Regions from separate parts of the Homo sapiens genome. Here region 1 is linked to region 2. The links are chromatin loops, found by intact Hi-C in ENCODE. Cell type or tissue: IMR-90. All regions are shown on one strand. Links, peaks and the distances in the headings refer to the core of each region. The heading gives the core; the rest is flanking DNA. Region 1 overlaps ENPP3 (ectonucleotide pyrophosphatase/phosphodiesterase 3). Region 2 holds the start of ENPP1 (ectonucleotide pyrophosphatase/phosphodiesterase 1).

The links. Peaks named below come from ENCODE experiments on the same cell type or tissue, not always from the same donor. Only the 100,000 strongest peaks of a DNase experiment are listed, where the experiment ranks them.
Region 1: a loop joins it to region 2, with 2.3 times the contacts of the local background. A loop is called at or near these places in 12 of 110 quality-filtered maps.

What each region holds. Positions count from the first base shown.
Region 1 is chr6:131,691,717-131,697,106 of GRCh38, reverse strand. It overlaps ENPP3 (ectonucleotide pyrophosphatase/phosphodiesterase 3), which reads right to left. Exons shown (of 25, transcript NM_005021.5): 15 at 3,483-3,610. Among named protein-coding and RNA genes, the nearest start is that of OR2A4, 7.0 kb to the left of the region's middle. In IMR-90, for the core only: a CTCF peak has its summit at 2,075 (motif pointing left); a DNase peak (open chromatin) is centred at 2,076.
Region 2 is chr6:131,805,680-131,811,069 of GRCh38, reverse strand. It overlaps ENPP1 (ectonucleotide pyrophosphatase/phosphodiesterase 1), which reads right to left and starts at 3,050. Exons shown (of 25, transcript NM_006208.3): 1 at 2,795-3,050. The coding sequence starts at 3,034. In IMR-90, for the core only: no CTCF peak of the experiment used is centred there; a DNase peak (open chromatin) is centred at 3,359; H3K4me3 peaks cover 1,987 bases; H3K27ac peaks cover 685 bases.

The sequences.
Region 1 (5,390 bases), core at 55-5,054, 110 kb after region 2:
TCCTTGCCCTAGAGCTACTGCTGGCTTTAAAAAGGTGCTCAGGCCGGCACGGTGGCTCACGCCTGTAATCCCGGCACTGGGAGACCAAGGAGGGCGGATCATGAGGTCAGGAGATTGAGACCATCCTGGCTAACATGGTGAAACCTCGTCTCTACTAGAAATACAAAAAATTAGCTGGGTGTGGTGGTGGGTGCCTGTAGTCCCAGCTACTCAGGAGGCTGAGGCAGGAGAATGGCATGAACCTGGGAGGCGGAGCTTGCAATGAGCCGAGATCGCGCCACTGCACTCCAGCCTGGGCGACAGAGCGAGACTCCATTTCAAAAAAAAAAAAAAAAAAGGTGCTCTGGGTAGATCATTGAGAGAAAAAAAGGTGCCTTTGAAGGACGCGGCCTGGCAGTGTTCAAGGCTTGGCAAGCAGATGGCACTTTTGGCAAAAACAACAACAACAACAACCACAAAAAACGAATCCCCTTCCTCCTGCCAATGCAGCCCCTGTTAAGGCTTGGTGAGCTGAGCAAAGATTCCATTTCCACTCCCACTCACCTTGTTGGCAGGATGCCACTGTACAACCGACAGACTGCACAGGGCAGACCTGCTGTATGGCAACACGTATCCTATCCCATCATAAGTCTTCCAAACCCCGATCAGCAACCACCCCTACCAGGAAGCATTCTCTGATGCTCCTTGACATTCACACCTGGGTCTGTAATTTTTGCTTCCTTGAGCCTTGTACGTGGTTCTAGTGCAATAGTTATCCCATCTGATTATAGCTGTTATCTTCCTACCTGGGCAAAGATCCTTTGGTCAGGTACTTTGTTGGTTATCTCTAGTTCTTAAAAAGGTGCCTGAAATTTATTTGTCAGTTGCTGATCCAAAATTAAAAGCTAACATTCATGTTCTTTTAAAAAAGCACTTAATACTTCTACTATATCAAAACATCAGGTTTCCCCAAATTAGTAAGATCTAACACATTTTAGGTAAAATAAAGATGATGATGATGAAAATGGATTATACAAACTGTTGAAATTTGCTTTAATTGTACAAAGGGGACCTAACCTAATTATCAAATGATGCACATTATTACTAAAAATGATGTACTTTCACTAGAAAATAAGTAGCTGGAGGCTTGTGTTTTAAGAGTTGGAGAGAGTGAACCCAGGATTTAATCAGATTAGATTCTCTTTTTTTTTTGAGACAGAGTCTTGCTCTGTTGCCCAGGCTGGAGTGCAGTGGTGCGATCTTGGCTCACTGCAACCTCCGCCTCCCAGGTTCAAGCAATTATCTTGCCTCAGCCTCCCGAGTAGCTGGGATTACAGGTACACGCCACCATGCCTGGCCAATTTTTGTATTTTTTTAGTAGAGATGGGGTTTCACCATGTTGGCCAGGCTGATCTCAAACTCCTAACCTTGTGATCTGCCCGCCTCAGCCTCCCAAAGAGCTGGGATTACAGGCGTGAGCCACCGTGCCTGGCCCAGATTAGATTCTTCACTTGCTCTCTTGTTAAGGCTGTATTCAAAATTTCCTTTGATGTAAGTTAGTTTACTTTGTATGTTAATGGCAAGAAAATAATAAAACTAGGCTAATCTTGTGTTACAGATGAGAAAAATTAGACTCTAAGATATTAATTTTTCCAAGTTCCCACAACCTAGCTATGTGGGGAGCCTGGCCATGAACTCTTGGGTTGCAGTTCTTTTAACATTTCAGTGCTGGTTTTTAAAAGAATAAACAGCTCACCATTTGAGATTGAGTATTAATACATGATACCCAGAGGTATTTGGGTGGGCGAGCTCTCACTTTACAGCTCTTTCTCCTTCTGTACCAGTGACCTAACTTGTTTGGTGTTAGACTTTTAACAGTAAATATCTGGAGAATGTACCCCAACTTGGACATATATTTATTTATATATTACATACCTAAATTACTAACAGTTGTATGTACTTAATATTAGTAGAGCTTAATTTTGTTCACATATTTAAGGAAAATACTTTCTAGAGAATGTCCTGAGCCACAGTACAGCCACCCATCTACACAAAGGGCTAATAAACTTCGATCCCAAAGAGAGGGGTCAGCACCATCTAGTGAACCAGTGTGAAACTGCACTCTCAGGCCCAACAGGGGTTTCCAGGTTATCTTACAGAATAGGCTTAGCCAAATCCCCAGTTCCTGATCCTGAATGTTGGAGCCTAATTCCCTTGTCCCTTGTCCCTTGTGTTCTTTCATCTCCTTTTCCTTTCTTTTCCTTTCTTTCCTTTTTTTTTTTTTTTGATGGAATCAAATACTAATTTGATCTGTCGCCTAGGCTGGAGTGCAGTGGTGCGATCTTGGCTCACTGCAACCTCCGCCTCCCGGGTTCAAGCAATTCTCCTGCCTCAGCCTCTCCAGTAGCTTGGATTACAGGTGCTACCATGCCTGGCTAATTTTTGTATTTTTATTAATTTTTTGTATTTTTCTTCACGTTGGCCAGGCTGGTCTCGAACTCCTGGCCTCAAGTGACCTGCCCGCATTGGCCTCCCAAAGTGTCATCTCCTTTTTCTTTGTCAAACATATCTCTTAGCCACTGTATTGCCATTGTCATTCTATCCCCCTGGCATTACATTCATACATATTAAATAGGCTAGAAAAATGCCATAAAGTCCAGATACTTTTTACATCTACTTATGCATAAGGAAAAAAGTGCTGGTATGAAATACAAAAATAGGAATTATCAGCTATCACAAAGTGTATATTTATTTGTTTACTGGCTTATTTTCAGTTTTCTCCACTACAGTACATGAGAGCAGGAGACAGATCTGTATCTCAAATGCCTAGAACAGGGCCTGGTGCATACATGGCAAGCATAAAATAAAACGTTGAATCAATGGATTAATTGGTTATTTAAGATGGAGTGAGTCATAATGTCTAATAACAATCACTTGAAATGTAGAACTGCTAAATAGCATGCACAAAGTCAAAAGTGGTTTCTGTTTTCTCTAAGCACATTTAAATTTTGCAAATGTTTCAATAATCAACATAAATTACCATTATAAATAGTAATAAGAAATAAATGTTACAACTAATTCATTAGCTTGGTCTTACAGCCCTATATGTGCTCTTTTATAAAAACCACAAAGATGACAAAGGTCTTAAAGAGTTGTGTAATCAATCACTCATTATCAGGCTGAAAGACAGCTGATATCATCTGTCTGCTGCCTTAATGGACAGCATAGTGGGGGTAGGAAGGTGCTGGCACTTACAGTCCCTGGGCACACTCTTAGCCTTACTCCTCATTCTCATCTATATTGTTAAGATAAGGATGCTAAAATCAGCAATCTAATAACGATCACTTCAAATGCAGAACTGCTAAATAGCATACAAAAAGGCCAGAAAATGTCAATGCTCAGGAAAATTCACAGTGATGATAATAGCAGGGTAAGGTTAAGTAGACTTATAATGACAAATGGTTATTAAAGGCATTATGAGATAAGTAAACAGATACACGAACCTAACAGCCAGCCACTGTTGATCCACAAAGAGATGAACTTTGTCGATTCTGACGTTCTTGGCATAGTGCAGTCGCTTTGGCAAATCAGGAGTCAAATAGGGCTTGAAATGCTGATCAGGTTTTCGGCACTGAAAAGCAAGTAAATATTTCTTTATGATACATAAGATATGCAAATTAATTTTAAAAGTTCATCTTCTACATCAATTTATGAAGCACCTTTTAAAAGTAAGGGGATTTCAGCTTGGCTAATACAATAGGAATATTAAACCTATTATCAATGTAGTCAGATCCCCCTAGTTATTAGTTTTGCCGTTGCAATGATAATCAGGTTGCAATTAAAAATCTGATTTAACCCAGGAGGTGGAGGTTGCAGTGAGCCAAGATCACCCCATTGCACTCCAGCCTGGGCCATAGAGTGAGACTCTCTCAAAAAAATAAAAAATCTGATTTAAATTATGAGTTAATGTTTTCAGTTTTTATTCCTGGGGGTGTGTGTGTGTGTGTGTATATAACCATATATATAATATATAATATATAATATATAACCATATATAATATATAATATATAAACATATATATTATATATAACTATATATCATATATAACCATATATATTATATATAACTGTATCATATATAGTTGTATAATATATAACTATATATCATATATAGTGTATAATATATAACTATATATCATATATAGTGTATAATATATAACTATATATCATATATAGTGTATAATATATAACTATATATCATATATATCACATATCATATATATCATATCATATATACATATCATATCATATATCATATATCATATATAACTACATATTATATCATATATAACCATATATCATATATAACCATATATCATATATCATATATAATATAGCCATATAATATATACTATATATGGTTATATATTATATGTAATATATATAACCATATATTATATATATATTAAACCACTATGAATTACCCTCTTTTTTAACAGAAAATGGACAGACATCTAGATTTAGAGTGATAATGACAACTTTTGAGTCTAAATTACATATAAATATATATACCATATTAGTAGATATGAGTAAAAAAATTAAAAAGTAGTTTAATTGCACAAAAAAGTACTTTCCAACAGACTCAATTTATCTTTTAAATAACCTACATTTGCTTAGTTTTCCGATCAAGTCAATGGCTTTTGAAACCTATTATAGTCTCCCTATTTGTAAAACAATCATGGTTTCCTTACAAATTGGAGTAAAATTTTGTTTCTTTAACAATTATGACTGTATGGCATATTTTAAAATTGTAGAAATGCAAATCACATTGGTATCTATTTATGTAAAAGAAAAATGAGGTAATGAGAAATAGAACTACAAAGGAACTTTCCCTCATGACCATTTTGAGAAACAAGAAGAAAAACCATAAACAAAGGAAACGAAATTTTTCCTATTTCCTCATTTTCTCATTTATTTTAAACCACAATATATCATATATATTAACAAGTGTGTGTCACTATTATCTCAGGGTCAATTTAGATAAGAAAAATAAGAGAAACTATGAAGCACATAATTTACACAAACAAAATTTAAACAAAATATAGACAATGGGAGAGCAAGGAGAGTTTATAGAATGAAAGAAGAAAAACAAAAGTATATATTGCAAACATATTTTTGCCAGTTTTTTCTTGCCTATTTTGGTATATTTTCTAGGCTTCTTATGCTTCTACTGTTTTATTTATCATTACTTCTTTCTTAAGCCAATATTTTTGTAACTTCCAGGCAGGCACAACCTGGCAGCTGCTGAGTATGCAGCTTCCCCCAAGATGCAAGGGACTAACTATAATTTGTCCCTGTGTGTAATTGTCACACTTTCCTGGACTTTGTGTAGCCAGAGTAAATCCAGAGAA
Region 2 (5,390 bases), core at 284-5,283:
AACTTCATTTACAACCAAGGAAAGGCATCTAATATTTAACATACCTACTGACACATGTAGAGAATAATACTTGTTTTTCCCTCTTGCTGTTTTCCTCAGTTTGGCTCAGTACCTAGGCACAAGCATTCCAGGGCCCAGGGCCAAAAGCCTCTAAAGCACAGCTTGGTGGCCCTCTCCTAAGATCAACCACCACAATGGGGAGAAGCCAGGGTAGGACAGAATCCTCACTCCTTCATCCACTCTCACACATCTACATCATTTTAGTTTATCTGAGAAAACTGCAGAGTAATGTAAAAATTACATTGCCACTGCAACATGATTGCCTCTGAAAGGCAAGGCAACGCAACTCTTCTATTTATCCTGCTAAATTAAAACAGTGTAGCTGAGGATCATAGTGCTGGGCCTCTCCTAATCCCAACCCCAGGTTGCAATTAGTTCAATCTGTTTCTGCAGCTTTATGAAAAGTGTGCTGAGGTTTAATCTGAAAACAAAAGGAATTCTATAATTGCAGCTCCTTTCTAGAAGACATATCCCAGAGCTCTTTGACGACAATTGTCAGGATGCTTTTGGGGCCTTTTCCATTTGGAAGCCCATTATTTGGGGAAGTTTTTGGGGGGGGGGCGGGGTTGGGGGAAAAAGGTATTGAAGTAGGGAAGGGAAAGAAGAATACGAGTTTGCACTTTCAGTTCAGTAGCTAAATAGCAATTTCAACAATAAAGGGTCTCACCGTGTCACCCAAGCTGAAGTGCAGTGGCACAATCACAGTTCACTGCAGCCTTAACTTTCCCTGGCTCAGCTGAACCTCCCATGTCAGCCTCCCAAGTAGCTGGGACATAGACGCATGCTACCATACCCAGCTAATTTTTGTATCTTTTGTAGAGATGGGTTTCATCATGTTGCCCAGGCTGGTCTCAAACTCCTGGGCTCAAGCAATGGAACCGCCTCAACTTCCCAAAGTGCTGAGATAATAGGTATGAGTCACCGCACCAGGTCTATTTGGTAACATTTGTATGTTAATGTCTCACAGTGTTCCATCAAAAGATATGAAGTAAGAATTCTTTCCAATTCAATAGATGCAAAAGACCCCAATTAATGGATAAAAAAGGTCCATAATAGTCCTACTTGTGGAAGTAAGTCCTAGGACACTTCCATGTCAAATGCCCAGAGTAGCATCATCACACAGAATGCTGTTTGACCAGTTGACTGCAGGTCTCAAAGACTGGACAGCTTATTCCAAAACTAGACCTTTGCTGATATCTGTTGTGGATGTATAAGTAAATGAGCAAGAAAAATTTAAAACCTGAATTTTGCAATTGGAAAACCTGTAAAGGTTTATAGGCATGTAGAAATGGTTTTACACAAGAGTTACACACTGATTCCATATACAATTATCGACTACCTCATCGTGTGTGAAACACCTCAAGGTATTAATACTAAACAATTTAAGTGATCAGGTTGTAAAAGCTAAGGTCTTCCATTAACAAAATTTTTAAAAGGTGACTCAAGAGACTAAGTTCTCATCAATATTGTGTTATTATAGACTCAAAACAGTGTTACAAGATGCAAAATTTTATCTTGAGATGCAAACATCATGTGGCTTGGGGTACTTATTCTGTGAAACTAAGGCTTCTTTTTAAGTACTAAGCATACGGCACCATCTCTTAAGTCTAGGAAGATTGATTCCTCAAAGTATTATAGCATCTCCATGATGTCCCAAATATAGTGAAAATGGAAATGCATACAAAATGAAAGGAGACTTGAAAAATTAGAAATTTTTCTACAAAGCATTATTCAATCATATGTAAGGGGATATATTTTAGGGTACACTATACATAGAAATCTGTGATTTCCATATAATACAATAAAAATGATTCTATTTCCTTGCTGTTTTCAATTTACTTCCCTACCTACATTCTTCAGCTTGATTTTCACAATAATCCCATGCAATGCACAAGGGAGTTGATGTTGTCCCATTTTCACACATTAGAAATTGAGGTTTAGGGACAGTTACGCAAGGCCTCAGCAAATAATAACAGCCAGGAATCCAGGCCTTCTCTCAATCAGCACTTCCCACCATGAATTCAGAATAAAAACCAACCCCCACATTTCATGAAGTTGACTGTGGGTCCTGCAAATGTCATAGCAAAATAGCAGAGGAGTAATAGGTAGCTTTTGTTAGCAACACAAACCGTGTAGCCTCTGGTTAGAAGAGTGGGCAAAGAATCATAAAGGTTTCTTCAGTCACATAATGTGAACATCCATGGAATTTCTGAGCACCTGCAAGGAAATTCCAAAACGGAGCGAAAGGGAAAAAGTGTTCCGTAGAGTTCCTAATAAAACTTAAAGAGCTCCGCTAACTCTTCAACTGCAATCAGTTAACCCAAGTGAAGTCATGTATACTGCGCCCAGAGCCCCCTAAAAGAAGCAACACATTGATGCACCTTCTTAAGACCAACAACTTTCGCGTTTGACATTTTTCTCCTCTAAAAACCCGTACTCTCCTGGGGCAGGGGGTCGAGTATTTCTAAGGATGACCGTTTTGAACAGCCTGCTTTCACAGGCATCCATAATTCAAGTGAGAGTGAACCATCCTGCCCTGGCAAGGTACCTGGCAGGGGCGGCTGTGTAGGGCACTTGCAAAGGCTGCGGAGGAGAGCGCGCGGGCGAAGAAGCACTCCCGGACCATGCCTCTCTCCGGTGCCCGGTGCTGACTGCGCTGAGAGCGCAGGAGCTCGGCGCCGCCCTCCCCGTACTCCCAGCCCTCCCGGGCGCCGGGGCCTGGCCGCGGACCTACCAGCGAGAGTACTTTATAGGTGTTGGGGTCCTTGGCAGTGCGGGCGCGCGCCGCCTTCTCCAGCGGCTCCTCCCCCACGTCCATAGGGGCCAGCAAGGACGCGGCCGCCTGCGGGTCCCCGGGCGCCTCGGCAGCGTGGCTGCGGCCCCGATCGCGGCCGTTCCCCGCCGGGCCCTCCCGGGGAGCGCGCCCGCCCTCGCCGCCGCGGCTCCCGCCCCCCGCGCAGCCGTCGCGCTCCATCGTGGCCCCGGCCGCTCCGGCCCCGCTGCCCGGCCGCGCCTTTAATAGGCCCCGCGCCGCCCGCCCCGCCCCGCCCCTCCCCGCCGCGCCCGCCCCTCGCGGTCAGATCCTTGGCTCCCCGCCCTACACCCGGCTCTCGCAGTCAGGGCAAAGCGACTCAACGCCCCGGATTATTTGGCTTCCTGTCTGATTTCGGGCACTCTGTGTGTCGGTTATTTTGGGTCCCTTACGTGGGCGTGTCTTAAACTTCCCCCCAAGCCGTCCCCTCCCCGCGCCCCGGCCACCCTCCCGACACTTGCAGGAATCGCCCTGCGTGGCCTCGCGGCGCGGGCTGGGCTGGAATTGCAGCGTGTGGTCTGCAGAGGGCATGAGATCATGGGGCCCCAAAATAGAGCGGGGAGGAGGAGAAGGATGCAGCCGCCGATGCCGGTCCGGCTTCTCAAAGGCGGGAGAGAGTGGAGTCTTGGGGTCGACCTGTGAGTTTCTGGATGGAAATGCAAATGAACCATGGAGGAAGGCGACTTTCTGTTTCTCCCCCTCTGCGCCCCGTCCCCCACTACCTACGGTACTCTGAGAGAGAAATCGTCCACTTAAAATACGTGGGTTCACATGTACTGAACACACGTAAGGGATATTTCGATTCCCACGGTTTTATGTGGTTTCTGGAGTCTTCTCGCTATTGTTTGTATGTATATTTGCTTATTTTTCTAGACTTTCTGTATTGAAGGTTTCAGGAGTTGGCGTTGCCCTCTCCTGAGGTTGACACTGATACCTAGCTATATCAAAAGTGTTAATGCAATCTGAAATACTTTGATAAGCCTTATTTTTCAACTAGGACGCTAACAGTGAGCTGATTCTTGGTGGGTTTTGTTTTACCTTTGATTCTGGAACTTGTACATTTTCTGGCTCATCACTTAGCAAAATCACCAGTGTGTAGTGAAGTGAGACAGAGGGAAACCAGTGACTTCGAACTACTTTGCAATACCCAGGACTGACTTCAGGTACCAAGGAAAACAATTAATTTTCAATACATTTTGAATACATGAATATATACAAGTGTTTACAAATGAGAATGAATGTTTAACAAATATAAAATGCATGTTATCCCTTTAAAATAGTCAACTTGGGATGCTCTTCATTTATACTGACTCATCCATCCACCCATCCATTTATTCATCAAGTAATGAATCCTTCAACTCAATCTTTTGGCCTCCAACTATGCATACCATATAAAAAATGAATTAAAATGTATCTTTCCTTAAGTGTGGTGGAAGCGGGGGTGGGGGGGTAGGACCAACTCGTAAACAAAATAATTAAAACCTAAGTCATATATGCAGAATAGAGTCACACATAGGATATTGATACAGGAGATAGAAATTATTTAGGCAGATAGTATGAGCAAAAGAGCCCTCGGCAGAACTTACCTTCTAACAAAAAGCAGCCCAAGAAATCACTTCCTTTCTAACAAAGAGCAACCTGGAAGATTGGGCTGCAAACATAGGTAAGGAAACTGGAAGCTTGCACGGGAGATGCCGGCAGCGGCACAGACAGAAGGGGCTACTGGGGCCAGGCATGTCCACCATGGGGGTTCCACCTCCCCTCTTTTTTACCACATGCACAGTAAGAAGGAAATAAGCAACACGGAGTAGCTACCTGCCTATATAGTAGAAGATTGGGGCCGGGGCTGCCAGACACTTAAGCCCTATGCAGATGACACACCTGGTCCTAACCGGGTTTTCATGCCATATGCACGAAACCGGGTTTTCCCTCCTTATGTAGATCAGACACCGCCTCCCCACTAGCTCATCTATAAAAACCCCTGCATTTCACCACGTATTGCAACCCATTTTTTGGGACCCCTCTCTGTAGCAGAGCTATTCTCCTCCTTTTGCCTATTAAAAATTCTGCTCCAAACCTCACCCTTTGTGTGTGTCCACATATTTGATCTTTGTGGCCGTGAGACCAAGAACCTCGGATGTCACCATAGACAACAAAGCTACTTCAATATTATGAGAGCTTAGTAGAAAGGACAGTTGACATCTGGAAGAAGTAAAAGCCTTCCCTCAAAGCATTATTGAACTTTTTTAAAAAGTTACCTTTGAGTCAGCTCACAAACCACCCAAGAGAAACAGGTTTTCACTGTTTCATAATCACACATATTTTTCTGCCCCAAACTTGGCTCCAAATTTTCCTTTGACTCTTTCCAAAAATCAGATTCAAGGACAAAGATTTGCTCCACTGAGACTGGTCAAATGAGTGTCAAAACCTCTAAAAGCAACTCAACAGAGACATTATCCAAAGTGCCTTTAAACCTGACAAAACAAATGGAAGAAGTGTATTGTCTGCATCTCAAGGC